Regions from separate parts of the Homo sapiens genome. Here regions 2 and 3 are each linked to region 1. Evidence: chromatin contacts called from ENCODE Hi-C or POLR2A ChIA-PET data. All regions are on one chromosome and are shown on one strand. The core of a region is the stretch at or near the end of the contact, and the rest is flanking DNA. Distances in the headings are between cores, read along the strand shown.

Evidence for each region. Hi-C counts contacts between places; a loop is a spot of excess contacts on that map. ChIA-PET counts read pairs that join two places held with the same protein, here RNA polymerase II (POLR2A). Pooled maps may share reads with other maps.
Region 2: a loop to region 1 is called in a pooled map, with 2.1 times the contacts of the local background. The contact joins two enhancer-like sites. A Hi-C loop is called at or near these places in 1 of 50 pooled maps. POLR2A ChIA-PET finds 5 or more read pairs at or near these places in 2 of 52 experiments (A549 and GM12878).
Region 3: a loop to region 1 is called in a map of endothelial cell of umbilical vein, with 9 times the contacts of the local background. The contact joins the promoter of AVL9 here to the enhancer-like site in region 1. A Hi-C loop is called at or near these places in 7 of 168 maps with a recorded cell type or tissue (Calu3, HCT116, HepG2 and 4 more), 8 of 37 single-sample maps with no recorded cell type and 12 of 50 pooled maps. POLR2A ChIA-PET finds 5 or more read pairs at or near these places in 8 of 52 experiments (A549, GM12878, HepG2 and 5 more).

Annotation. Positions count from the first base shown.
Region 1 is chr7:32,656,132-32,660,020 of GRCh38, reverse strand. It overlaps the pseudogene DPY19L1P1. Among named protein-coding and RNA genes, the nearest start is that of MIR550A2, 75 kb to the left of the region's middle. Within about 2 kb of position 1,885, at least 5 of the 41 ENCODE cell types and tissues checked have a DNase peak (open chromatin) inside an H3K27ac peak, as active enhancers do; they include HCT116, PC-3, PC-9 and 2 more, where a contact is called at or near this core.
Region 2 is chr7:32,514,020-32,517,987 of GRCh38, reverse strand. All of the region lies in intron 1 of AVL9 (AVL9 cell migration associated), which reads right to left. Among named protein-coding and RNA genes, the nearest start is that of AVL9, 21 kb to the right of the region's middle. RefSeq lists enhancers at 1,667-1,716, 3,091-3,715. Within about 2 kb of position 1,952, at least 4 of the 41 ENCODE cell types and tissues checked have a DNase peak (open chromatin) inside an H3K27ac peak, as active enhancers do.
Region 3 is chr7:32,493,259-32,497,053 of GRCh38, reverse strand. It overlaps AVL9 (AVL9 cell migration associated), which reads right to left and starts at 1,565. Exons shown (of 16, transcript NM_015060.3): 1 at 1,252-1,565. The coding sequence starts at 1,344. It also overlaps a transcript of LSM5 not described here. RefSeq lists enhancers at 171-969, 970-1,768, 1,842-2,051 and a silencer at 1,102-1,751.

The DNA of each region.
Region 1 (3,889 bases), core at 636-3,135:
ATGCGCCACCACATGGCTAATTTTTTTTTTTTTTTGTAGAGACAGTGTTTCATCATGTTGGGCAGGCTGGTCTCGAACTCCTGGCCTCAAGTGATCCACCCGACTTGGCCTCCCAAAGTGCTGAGATTACAGTACAGGCATGAGCCACCGTGGCTGGCCCCAAAAATTTTTATTTAAAGGAATACAATTAGAATTGAGTAAATGGAAAGAAATATACTGTGCAACTGAATGACCATCATATAAATGACAGCCCTTCCCAACCCAAATTATATATAAATTTAATGTCATTCTGATCAGAAGCCTGACAATTTTTTCTTGGGTTGGGGAGCAGGGTTGGGAGACTGGTTCAGATGTTATATGTAAGAATAAGTTGGTAGGAATTACCTAAAAAATCTTAAAAATAAGAGTAGTTGGGGGTGGGGAGCTTTTTAAAATCATGTGTTAAAATTACCATAATGCTACAGTAATAAAAATAGTGTGATACAAAAAAATAAAGAATTCAGTCAGTTGAATGAAATAGAACAGAGTCTATCATTGTAAGGAATTAATATAAGACAAAGGCTGAATTTCATTTCACTGGTAAAAGGGATGTTTACGTGATAAATGATTTTAATATAATTGGGTATTTCAAAGAGTTCAAAATTAGGGTGGAAGAGCTAAGTGGAAAATGCAGTTAATAATATTAGAAGAAATTTTAGGAGACTATAGTTTTGAGGTGTGGAAGACCTTCAGAGACAAGACAGAAAGTGCAGAAGAAATAAAGGAAAATATCAACATATTTAAATACATAAAAGTTTAAAAATTCTTTCTGACAGAATACACAACAAATTATATCAAAATACTTTGTCACACATATGTGTTAACTTAAAATAATCAAAAGGATCAGAATCTAAATAGCGTTTATTCAAGCACAAAGTGTGAGGGTAGACCACTCAGGAACACCAACTCCAAAGGAATGAAGTCAGCCTTTGGAAGTAGGGAAATTTAGGTTTCATTTATATGGGCAGAGACAGAGACATTTTTAGCAGGAATACAACATTATTCATACGGATTGGCACATAGTCACAGCAGTTTGATTGGTTATAGGTGGTATTTCTTTTGGGGAAGGGTACATTTAACTTTTTTTTTAAACAGAGGGTATAATAATGACAGGTTTTCTATAGTCTGATCTAAGCAAAGTAAAACAACACAGGGAAAGTTAATCTTTAACAGGGGTTATTAACTACAAAGGCAGGCTCACACCTGTAGTTTCAGCTACTCTGGAGGCTGAGGCAGGAGGATTGCTGAATCCCATGAGTTCGAGGCTGCAGTGAGCCATGATTGTGCCACTCTACCCTAGCTTGGGTGACAAAGTGAGACCCGGTCTCTGGGAAAAAAAAAAGGCAGGAAGTTTTTGTGCCTGACAGTGTTTAATTCTGTAGTCATTGTACTGAACAAGAAAAATAAGAAAGCAAGTTAATCTATAATCTGAGAATGGAAGTTGTAACCATATGTGACTCAGATCACAGTTACATCTTTCTGAAGGCTTAAAGTGGTTGTTTTTTTGGACAGCTTTTAAATGTTATTTTCACATTTGACAGTCAAAGGTTTGATAACCTTAATTTTTAAGTAGGGAAATAGTCTAATAGAAAAATAGACAAGAATATGAATAAGCAGTTCACGGAAGAGAAAATACATGTTGTCAAAACAAAACACTAAAATGATGCTGCATACAAGTAGGCAGTGAGAAAAGGGTTTTCACCTGCCTAAGGACAAAATTTTGAAAAACACATGAGGTGCTGCACGAGGGGTGGAGAAATGACCTCCTGCATACTCTGTGACGAGGGTGTGGACTGCTGCAGTGCTTCCGGGCACAGCTCACATCCTTTGACTCATGTGTCTCACAGTTAGATCCCTCCTGAAACAAATGCGCCAGCATTTACACGTACGAGGATGTTTACTTTCACCATTTTTTATTATAGCAAGAAATTGAAAAATATTTATATGCCCAGTAATATGGAATGGGCTAAATAAATATATTTGTACTATACAGTATTTGCCATCTATAAAAAGAATCCCTTTAACTTTACATATATTGATTAGGAATAATCTTTATGCTGAATAATTAGAAAAGGAACAAATTTTAGATGTTAATATGATCACACAGAAAATATATGTTTGTGCGGTTAGAGAGAGAGATTTGGAAGAATAGACACATACTAAAATGTTCTTAGGTGAATAGGATTGGGAGAGGGTAGCAAGAGAAAATCACATTTTTTTCCCTATAAACTATATTTTTTGTCTTGTTAGAGTAAGTTCAAAACACTAAAGTGTATTTATTTGTTTTCTAAACCATTAACTCTGTCTTAACCTTTCTAATGTCTAATCACTTGTGATGAAGCCTGGGCCTAGCCTGTGTGCTTCTCTTTTGAAGATGTGGTACACCTTTCAGGAGAGAACCCTGGCGTCCACTTCCTAGCCTGTACTGCTTTCTAAGCTCCTCTATCTGATGCTCTCATTTCAGTGATCCATCACTTCAGACACTTTCTGGCCAATGTCCTCAGTTTCTTTGCCCCTTTATATTTCATTTGTGCTTTCTAGGCTGATAATTGGTAGGCAAAAATCACACAATCTTATGATTAGTGACCCTATAGATTTGTGTTCTGCAGCCTCAGTTGTTCCCCTAAGATATCCCAGCAGCACTGTGTTTTCCCCAGTTACCACTCTCCTGAAATGTGAGTGGTGTTTCAGACATTTCTGTCTTTCCTCAAACGTTTAATGCTGCCATCGTTTCTCTCTAGCAGCGAGTGGCTGTGTCTTCTGCTCTGTGGGGAACATGGAAACTCCACAAAGTACTTGCCACTAAATATGCAGTCTTCCTCCTCTTTTGCCAAGGCAAACAGGCCACCTGTGCTGGGGTCCCAGCCCTACCTGTCTCCTGGATACTCCCTACGTGGATTATCCCTGCTGGCCATTGCATCTCTTCCTCTTTTCCTCATTCATACATCACAAGAGTAAATACAAGGCCTTTGATGCCTATACCATCTGGTTCTTTGTTTCCTCTCTGACCTCTCTGTGGTATACTTATAGATAGAGAAATAGAAGGAAGGTAGATAGAGGAAAAGAAGGAAGGATATTTGGGTAGAATAATAAGAAAGCAGCATGAGCTAAAATGAGTAAGAAGACTTCAAGAGTAAAGATGCAGAACATGATGAAATAAACCTAAAGATAGCCTTATGTCCCCTACCCAGACCTGGGGGACAGTAGGGAACATATTTCACTCTTACCTGAGCAAATGAAGGTTAATTGTTAGAACTACTAGATTGCACCATTGTAATTTCTTATCTAGAGTTATAAGCCTGATTGTCATACTTTGATATTTGTGTTCTATTCCAGTTTTTGAAAACAAATGAAACATAAAACTTCATAAACTGGTATTTCTCAAGTGTATTCTGCAGAAAAGTAGCTTGGGGATGGGATTTGGGAAATATGAAATTAAATCTTTAATGTGTGGAAGTGCCTTGTGAATTTCTAGGAGCAGGTAGGCAGTGTGGGGTTTTCCATCCTCATGACCGTGGATCCCTTTCCTTGCACGTCTTTCTCACCCTTTTTCCTAATGTATGTCATCTGTCCCAAGGAAAGCAGTTTGAGAAATGTTGAAGGACATAAATAAATATGAGGTTATAAAGAAAATAAAAAGAAAAATCAGGTTGCATGATGTACAGCAATGTGACTAGTAAGAATTTTTTATTCCCTTTCAGTTTGCGTGCTTTTCTGAGTCTATACATATTGAAGATAGCAAATGATTTTTTAAAAATGAAAAAAGATTATTTTGACTAATACTTTGGAGGAAATAAACTATTTTATAAATAAGCATAGGAGAGTTCTAGTGTGACTAAAATCTTTTATA
Region 2 (3,968 bases), core at 703-3,202, 140 kb after region 1:
ATGGTGGCACATGCCTGTAGTCCCAGCTACTCAAGAGGCTGAGGCAGAGAATCGCTTGAGCCTGGTAGGTAGAGGTTGCAGTGAGCCAAGTTCGTGCCACTGCACTCCAGCCAAGGTGACAAAGCAAGACTATGTTTCAAAAAAAAACAAAACAAAACAAACAAACAAAAAAAAAACACACAAGCAAAGATCATTCTGTTTTGGGCTGGGTTTATAGTTTAATAATGCTTATGCCAAATTTTGACACCTTATAGTATTTAGCAGGGATAAGTATGAAATCTCTTGATCAATAAATGCAAACAAAAATGTATGCTGACAATTCTTAAGACATTTCTCATATTACTTTACAAGTAATTTTAAAGCTAGATTAAAGATTTTACTGTCAGCCAGGCGTGGTGGCTAATGCCTGTAATCCCAGCACTTTGGGAGGCCGAGGTGGGTGGATCACGAGGTCAGGAGTTCAAGACCAGCCTGGCCAAGATGGTGAAACCCCGTCTCTACTAAAACTACAAAAATTATCCAGGCACAGTGGCAGGCACCTGTAATCCCAGCTACTAGAGAGGCTAAGGAAGGAGAATCGCTTGAACTCAGGCGACAGAGTTTGCAGTGAGCTGAGATCATGCCACTGCGCTCTAGCCTGGGCAACAGAGTGAGACTCTGTCTCAAAAAAAAAAAAAAGAAAAAGAAAAAGAAAAAAAGATTTTACTGTCACGTGAACTTGAAAAGCGTTTGGGCTTATTTATGAGTACTCTGTAAGTTTAAGCCACATTTGGTCCCTGTGGCCAAAACACATAACAAAATATGCATATGTACACATAAACACACACATACACCCTCACACAAAGATTCTATAGCTTTTACTTCAGAACTCTAGCCAGGAGATATTAATACAAACTCATTGGTTTGCAAAAACAATTAACAATAACAAAAACGAAATGGTTGAATACAAACAGTGGATTCTATCTCAGCAAAAAAGTAACAGCAGACTTAAAGCAGGCAGAAAAGAAAGAGATAGATAACTTAGGAACCTTATAGTTGCAGGTTGACCTTTGGGCTCTGAAATTTCCTTGATGTAATTGTGCACAAAAAGACCATAAAGACCATTTTACACAAACACTTGCAAGCAGAGGTGCCATAAAACCAACAGAGTGCCTGAAAGGGAGTCATTCTCCTTGTTTTTCCCATTCTTAGATTGTTTCCCACCTTTTTTTTTTTTTTTTTAAAGGCCTAGGGTTTAGTGGAATGGGTTGAAGTGTGCTGGTTATTGGCAGGACTCCATAGCGTGTTATCCACTGAGTCATTTTTGTCTCCAGAGGTCTAGCACCTCCAGGAGGGCTCAAAGCATGGAATGACCAGCTCCTATATTCATTTCTTGGACAAGCCTTTTAAAACTAATTTTGTTGGGGATTCCCTGTAGGGCTGCTGCACGTTGCTGGGGGTCAACCCACTAGACACTCCCACTTAGCCCCTAGTAATCCAGGGGAGCCTTTCAGCTGGGAGAAGCAAAATGCCCTTTAGGGAGCTGAGGAAACTCATTCTCTCATTTATCTATGAAAATGAGTTTCAGTTCCTCACGCAAATGCCCAGAGAAGCCAATCAAGATTAATTTTGAGAGGAAAGGCAATGGAGAAGACTCTGTAGAATGCACCTCTGAATTAGAATTAGGATCCTAAACAACTTCCTAGGTGGAAAAAACAAAACAGTGAAGACTGCTTCCTGTAAACTGTCCTCAGTCAGCTTTAACTTTGTAGCTCTCATCCGCCAGTACACACATCAAGGTAAAATCCTCTCACAGTACAAGGTAATCTCTGCTACTCACAAAAGCCAAAGAGGTGAGGTAATGTAATACAGGAAAGCAGAACTTTAGACCTAAGAAGAATCTGCCCATGACTCTTGAAACTCCACAAAGAAAACAGAACACCCCCAAATGGGGTGAGTGGTGCCTTTGTTCTGTGTTCTTTAAGGGGTTTGAGTCATCTCTAGATTTTTCTTCGTACTGAGTATGGCAAAGTGGGGAAGGAGGAATAGGGTAGAGAAAAGTAAATGAAAGAACAATTTTTTTTTAAAGACAGGAAGCAACCAGAAATTGATTTTTTTTTCTTTTGCAGCAGCAAGGAATTTTAGCTAATTCAGAGAGGCCTTGTTCCCTACAATTTGGAATTTTTATTCAGATTTGACTAAGTCAGGCAGAATTGGTCAAATCTGATGGGAGAAAGACCAGAACAAACAACAACAAAAACCCAACAATATGATTACTGAGCGCTATAACAGTAAGGAGAAACTACGACCAGCTGCATCATAACTTTAACCAAGATGAAACCCCAATTCAGTCACTTACCTAGGAATGGGTCTCAGGCTGAAGACTGCTCTCTACCATTCTAGAAGCAGGAAAACTCAAATTCGCCTTCTCTGTTGGAAGTGAGCTCTAACTCCAGAAAGGAGTTACCTGCCTTCTATTGTCATGGAAGCAGGAAAACTTGCTTTCCTTGTTGGAAGCAAGTAAAACTCTAGAAAAGGAGTTGTACAGCAAAATACACTTTGGATCTCAACCAAATTTGGGGAGATCAGGATTCTCTGGAGGGAGGAGGGCTCCCAGCTCTCAGCCAATTGTCCTGTTGGTTTCGACCATAAAGACAGCTAAAAGCTGGTACTAAATATCAATAGATTTGTCAGAGGTTGAGGCCACCTATACTCAGAGTCTCTTTCATCGGTTGCCAATTTGTAAACCAAAAAGTATTTGAGACAAGTCTGAATCAATTTAGAAAGTTTATTTTGCCGAGGTTAAAGACGTACCTGTGACACATCCTTAGAAGGTCCTGAGGACACATGCCCAAGGTGGTTAGGCTCCAGCTTGCTTTTATACATTTTATGGAGACATAATACATTATGGGGAAAACAAAGAGAGATCAGATTGTTACTGTGTCTATGGAGAAAAAGGAAGATATAAGAAACTCCATTTTGATCTGCACTAAGAAAAATTGTTCTGCTTTGAGATGCTGTTAATCTGTAACTCTTGTCCCAACCCTGTGCTCACAAAAACATGTGCTGTATTTTTCATGCGTGTCCGTGTGAAGAGACCACCAAACAGGCTTTGTGTGAGCAATAAAGCTTTTAATCACCTGGGTGCAGGCGGGCTGAGTCCGAAAAGAGAGTCAGTGAAGGGAGATAGGGGTGGGGCTGTTTTATAAGATTTGGGTAGGTAAAGGAAAATTACGGTCAAAGGGTGTTTGTTCTCTGGCGGGTAGGAGTGGGGGTCACGAGGTGCTCAGTAAGGAAGGTTTCTGAGCCAGGATGAGCCAGGAAAAGGACTTTCACAAGGTAATGTCATCACTTAAGGCAAGGACCGGCCATTTTCACTTCTTTTGTGGGGGAATGTCATCGGTTAAGGCAAGGACCGGCCATTTACACTTCTTTTGTGGTAGAATGTCATCAGTTAAGGCGGGGCAGGGCATTTTCACTTCTTTTGTGATTCTTCAGTTACTTTAGGCCATCTGGGCATATACGTGCAAGTCACAGGGGATGCGATGGCTTGGCTTGGGCTCAGAGGCCTGACAGTATTGACTGAGGTTTAAGGAATTCAGGGCTGTGCAGGATGTGCTTTGTTAAAAATGTGTTTGCAGGCAGTATGCTTTGTGAAAGTCATCGCCATTCTCCATTCTCTATTAACCAGAGACACAATGCACTGTGGAAGGCCGCAGGGACCCCTGCCCAAGAAAGCCTGGGTATTGTCCAGGTTTCTCCCCACTGAGACAGCCTAAGATATGGCCTCGTGGGAAGGGAAAGACCTTACAGCCCCTCAGCCCGACACCTGTAAAGGGTCAGTGCTGAGGAGGATTAGTGAAAGAGGAAGACTTCCATGCAGTTGAGATAAGAGGAAGGCATTTGTTTCCTGCATGTCTCTGGGAATGGAATGACTTGGTGTAAAACCGAGCGTACATTCTATTCTGAGATAGGAGAAAACCGCCTTA
Region 3 (3,795 bases), core at 316-2,815, 160 kb after region 1:
ATCAAGGGTCACTGTAGCCTCAGCCTCCTGGGCTCAAGCGATGTTCCCACCTTAGCCTACCGAGTAGCTGGGACTACAAGTGCGCTATCACATGCAACTAATTTTTTAATTTTTTTGTGGAGACAGTGTTTCCCTTTGTTATCTAAGCTGGTCTCAAACTCCTGGGCTCAAGTGAGCCTTTCATATCAGTCTCTAAAAGTGCTGGCATTCCAGGTGTGAGGATATATTTCAAAATTACGCACAAACACGATTTTTTCACTCCCATCACTTTTCTCTTATTCCCTAGAGAACTTAATTTTTGCCAATAAGTCTTCTAAAATGTTACATTTCCTGTGGAATGCAAGAAACTAAATGCTTCATTAGCTAGTGGTGGCAATTACTATTTTTAATACTTCAAAAAAGCATTTCAATTTACTGTTCACTAGCACATTATGACATCATTCCCTTCCAGTGTTTGCTTGCTCATTAAATAATCCTGTTTCTATTTTGTTCTCTTGCCTTCAATACATAGATTGCAAATATTCCATTTCAGATGCTGCATTAATGATTCAGTGAGGCTGCTGAAAAACGCCTTTATATTTGAACGGTTTGGTAATACACTTTCTCTTATTGCGGTTGATATGGAGAGATTAATCTCTCACCAAAAGGCAAAATCTGGAGAAGATGAAATAGCAAAACTAAGGACCAATGGGAAGGGGGAGGCAAAGTCAATCGACAACCGTACCTAACAGGAGAGATTCCAAGGCTTCCATCAGATAAACAAAGGAAGCTGATTTTTCTACGGAGGCTGCATGTGCTGCAAGCTACCTGAAGCATTAGTATGCAAGCCCACTGAGCCTATTACCTTGAAAGCAGAGTCCAAGCACTGAATTTTTCTAGACTCCCATTATAGGTGGACACCCAGAAAGCCAGTGGAGACAATGATGGACGGGGAAGAGAGTGGGGCCGGTCTTCGATGCTTTCCTCCCACTCCACCAAAGCAGAAGTTAAAAACCTACAACCTACACGTATCAACCAGCTCCTCCGCTGCTCAACCATTTTTCAGGGGCAGAAGGAAGAGGTTGTGGGGGCTGGGCTTCATGTGGGGCGGGTGGGAGGAGCTGCAAAAGGAGTCAGGTTGAGAGGCGAAGGGTCGCAGGCGCTGTGGGGAGGACTGCACGACGCGAGCTGAGCACACAGAAGCAGGGCAGGGGGGCCCCGGAAGGGGCGAACGCCCGAACGGCTGGGGGCGGGGGCGGGCCCTTTCCTCACCTGGCAGCCCTTCTTGTGGTGAAATCCGACCACCACGATGTGCAGTACGGGCCCCCGGGGGACGCCATCCCCGCCTCTCCTGGCCTTCTCCATGGGCGGCCGCCGCGGGCCCGCACGACGACTTCGACCGCCAAGGGCAGCGGGTCTGACGACCCCACCGTGTGCGGAAAGCCGCGGACTTCGGGTGTCAGCGAGCACAGCACATGAGGGCCGCACAGGGAGATCGGTGGAGGCAAAGCAGCTCCCGCCGCCCCCAGGGCCACGGCCGCCCTTCCCTCATCCGCTTCCGCAGCTTCCGGGCTGTCACCTGACACGGCGGCCGCCGCCGGCGAGGCAGGGCTGGGCAAGGCCGGGAGGGCCCTGACGGGGCGGGGTCTGAGAGGCCGAGGTGGAGCCTGGGGGAGCGGGGTGGGTCTAGGAGAGGAGAGATCGACTCTGTGGGGCGGGGAGGAGCGGGGGGAGGAGCGGGGGGAGGGCGGGTCCGGGTGGGACTTGACGAGGAGCGGCGGGGTGGGGCTTACGTGACCCGGGCGGCTGGGCTTGCAGAGCCTGTGGTGTCCGCGGGACCTGGAGGTGCGGCGTGGCACACCTGCTTTTTCCTCCCTGGATTCAATCTCAAAGCACTTCCTTCTCTTTTGCCTTCTCTTTTTCCTCAAAGTTTTCCCACTTCCCTCTTCTCTTCTGTTTTCCTTGCTTTTTCACATCTTTTCGGTTCACTCTCCGAGTGTCCGATTCCTTCACCTCCTTGCCTTTGCCTCTGTGGCCCCCGTCCTTATTCTTAAATATGTAGTAACATGGAGCATACTGGTGAGGTTGCGTATCTGTGTATTCAGCCTTTAAATTACTTGCTTACTCGAGAATTCTTGTTTGTTTCTTTCTAGAGTTTTTTTTTCTTCGTTTAAATATTATGTGTAGGAATCTGAGACGCATTTAAAACCTGAAACAGAATATCCTTGACAACAAAGGAAGTTTACTTGGATACGTGTAAAATGATTATTCTAGTCCTGCGATTTTATAAGAATATTCTTTTCATTCCATCTCATTTTGGGTGTAGTACTCTGGTCAATACAAAATATATGGGCTCTGTTGTCACCAGGGTTTTTTAATTCCTTTACTGATTGTACTACAATTCTTTTTTAAGCAGTGAATCTCATGTCAATTTAAAGTGCATTATAGAAAAGATTTAACAAGTCTTATCTAGGACAGTTTTCAAATAACCTAAAGGATAGGTGTCTGCTTCAAATAGAATTCGAGATTACTACAGTAACTGTGATATTTTGCACTTCTGGTCTTGAAAAGTAAGGAGCTCTGTTCTAATCTAACCATAGCTGAGAAAAACAGTAGGCTTCCTAAATCAAATTTAGTTTCTGTGATTCAGTAGAACTGTTTTAATGCTAATACTGCAGACATTTTTCAAGATGCTGCTATACATTTCTTTTCTGTATTACAAAATTATTGGCATTGGCTAAGAAAACTGTGTAAAACTATATTGCTCCCTGTATGCAGAATATATTAACTGTTTTCTTAATATATTAACTGTTTTGAGCTGTCAGCTGTGTGATGTGTTAACTATTAATATTTTCTTGATATAACCTGTCTTGATATTTTCCACAATTGGCATGGCTAAAATTACTGTCTAATTGAACACCTTTTAAAGATGTATATAAGGGCCGGGTGTGGTGGCTCACGCCTGTAATCCCAGCACTTTGGGAGGCCAAGGCAGGCAGATCACCTGAGGTCAGGAGTTCTAGACCAGCCTGGCCAACATGGTAAAACCCCCTCTCTAGTACAAAATACAAAAATTAGACCTGTAATCCCAGCTACTCGGACGGCTGAGACAGGAGAATTGCTTGAATCCGGGAGGTGGAGGTTGCAGTGAGCCAAGATTGCACCATCGCACTTCAGCCTGGGGGACAAGAGCGAGATTTCCTCTAAAAAAAAAAAAGATATATATAAAAAGAGGGTCAGGCGTGGTGGCTCATGCTGGTAATCCCAGCACTTTGGGAGGCCGATGCGGGCAGATCACTTGAGGCCAAAAGTTGGAGACCAGCCTGGGCAACATGGTGAAACCCCATCTCTGCTAAAAATGCAAAAATTAGCCAGGCATGGTGGTGTGTGTAATCCCAGCTACTAGGGAGGCTGAGGCAAGAGAATCACCCTAACCCGGGAGGTGGAGGTTGCAGTGATCTGAGATGGTGTCACTGCACTGCTCTCCAGCCCAGATGACAGAATGAGACTCCATCTCAAAAAAATAAAGAAAGGGAGAGAGAGAGAAAGAAAAAGTTAGTTACTGGGAAAATTGAGACAGAAAGTGAACAAGGGAATTTCCAGGATTTTTTTCATCTCTAAATACACAGACTGGACCACTTAAGAATTTAGAATATAGGTGGGGCATGGCGGCTCACACCTGTAATCTCAGCACTTTGGGAGGCCAGGGTGGGTAGATCACTTGAGTCCAAGAGTTCGAGACCAACCTGAGCAATGTAATGAGACCTCATCTCTACAAAAAATAATAAAAAATAAATAGCCAGACTTGGTAGCACG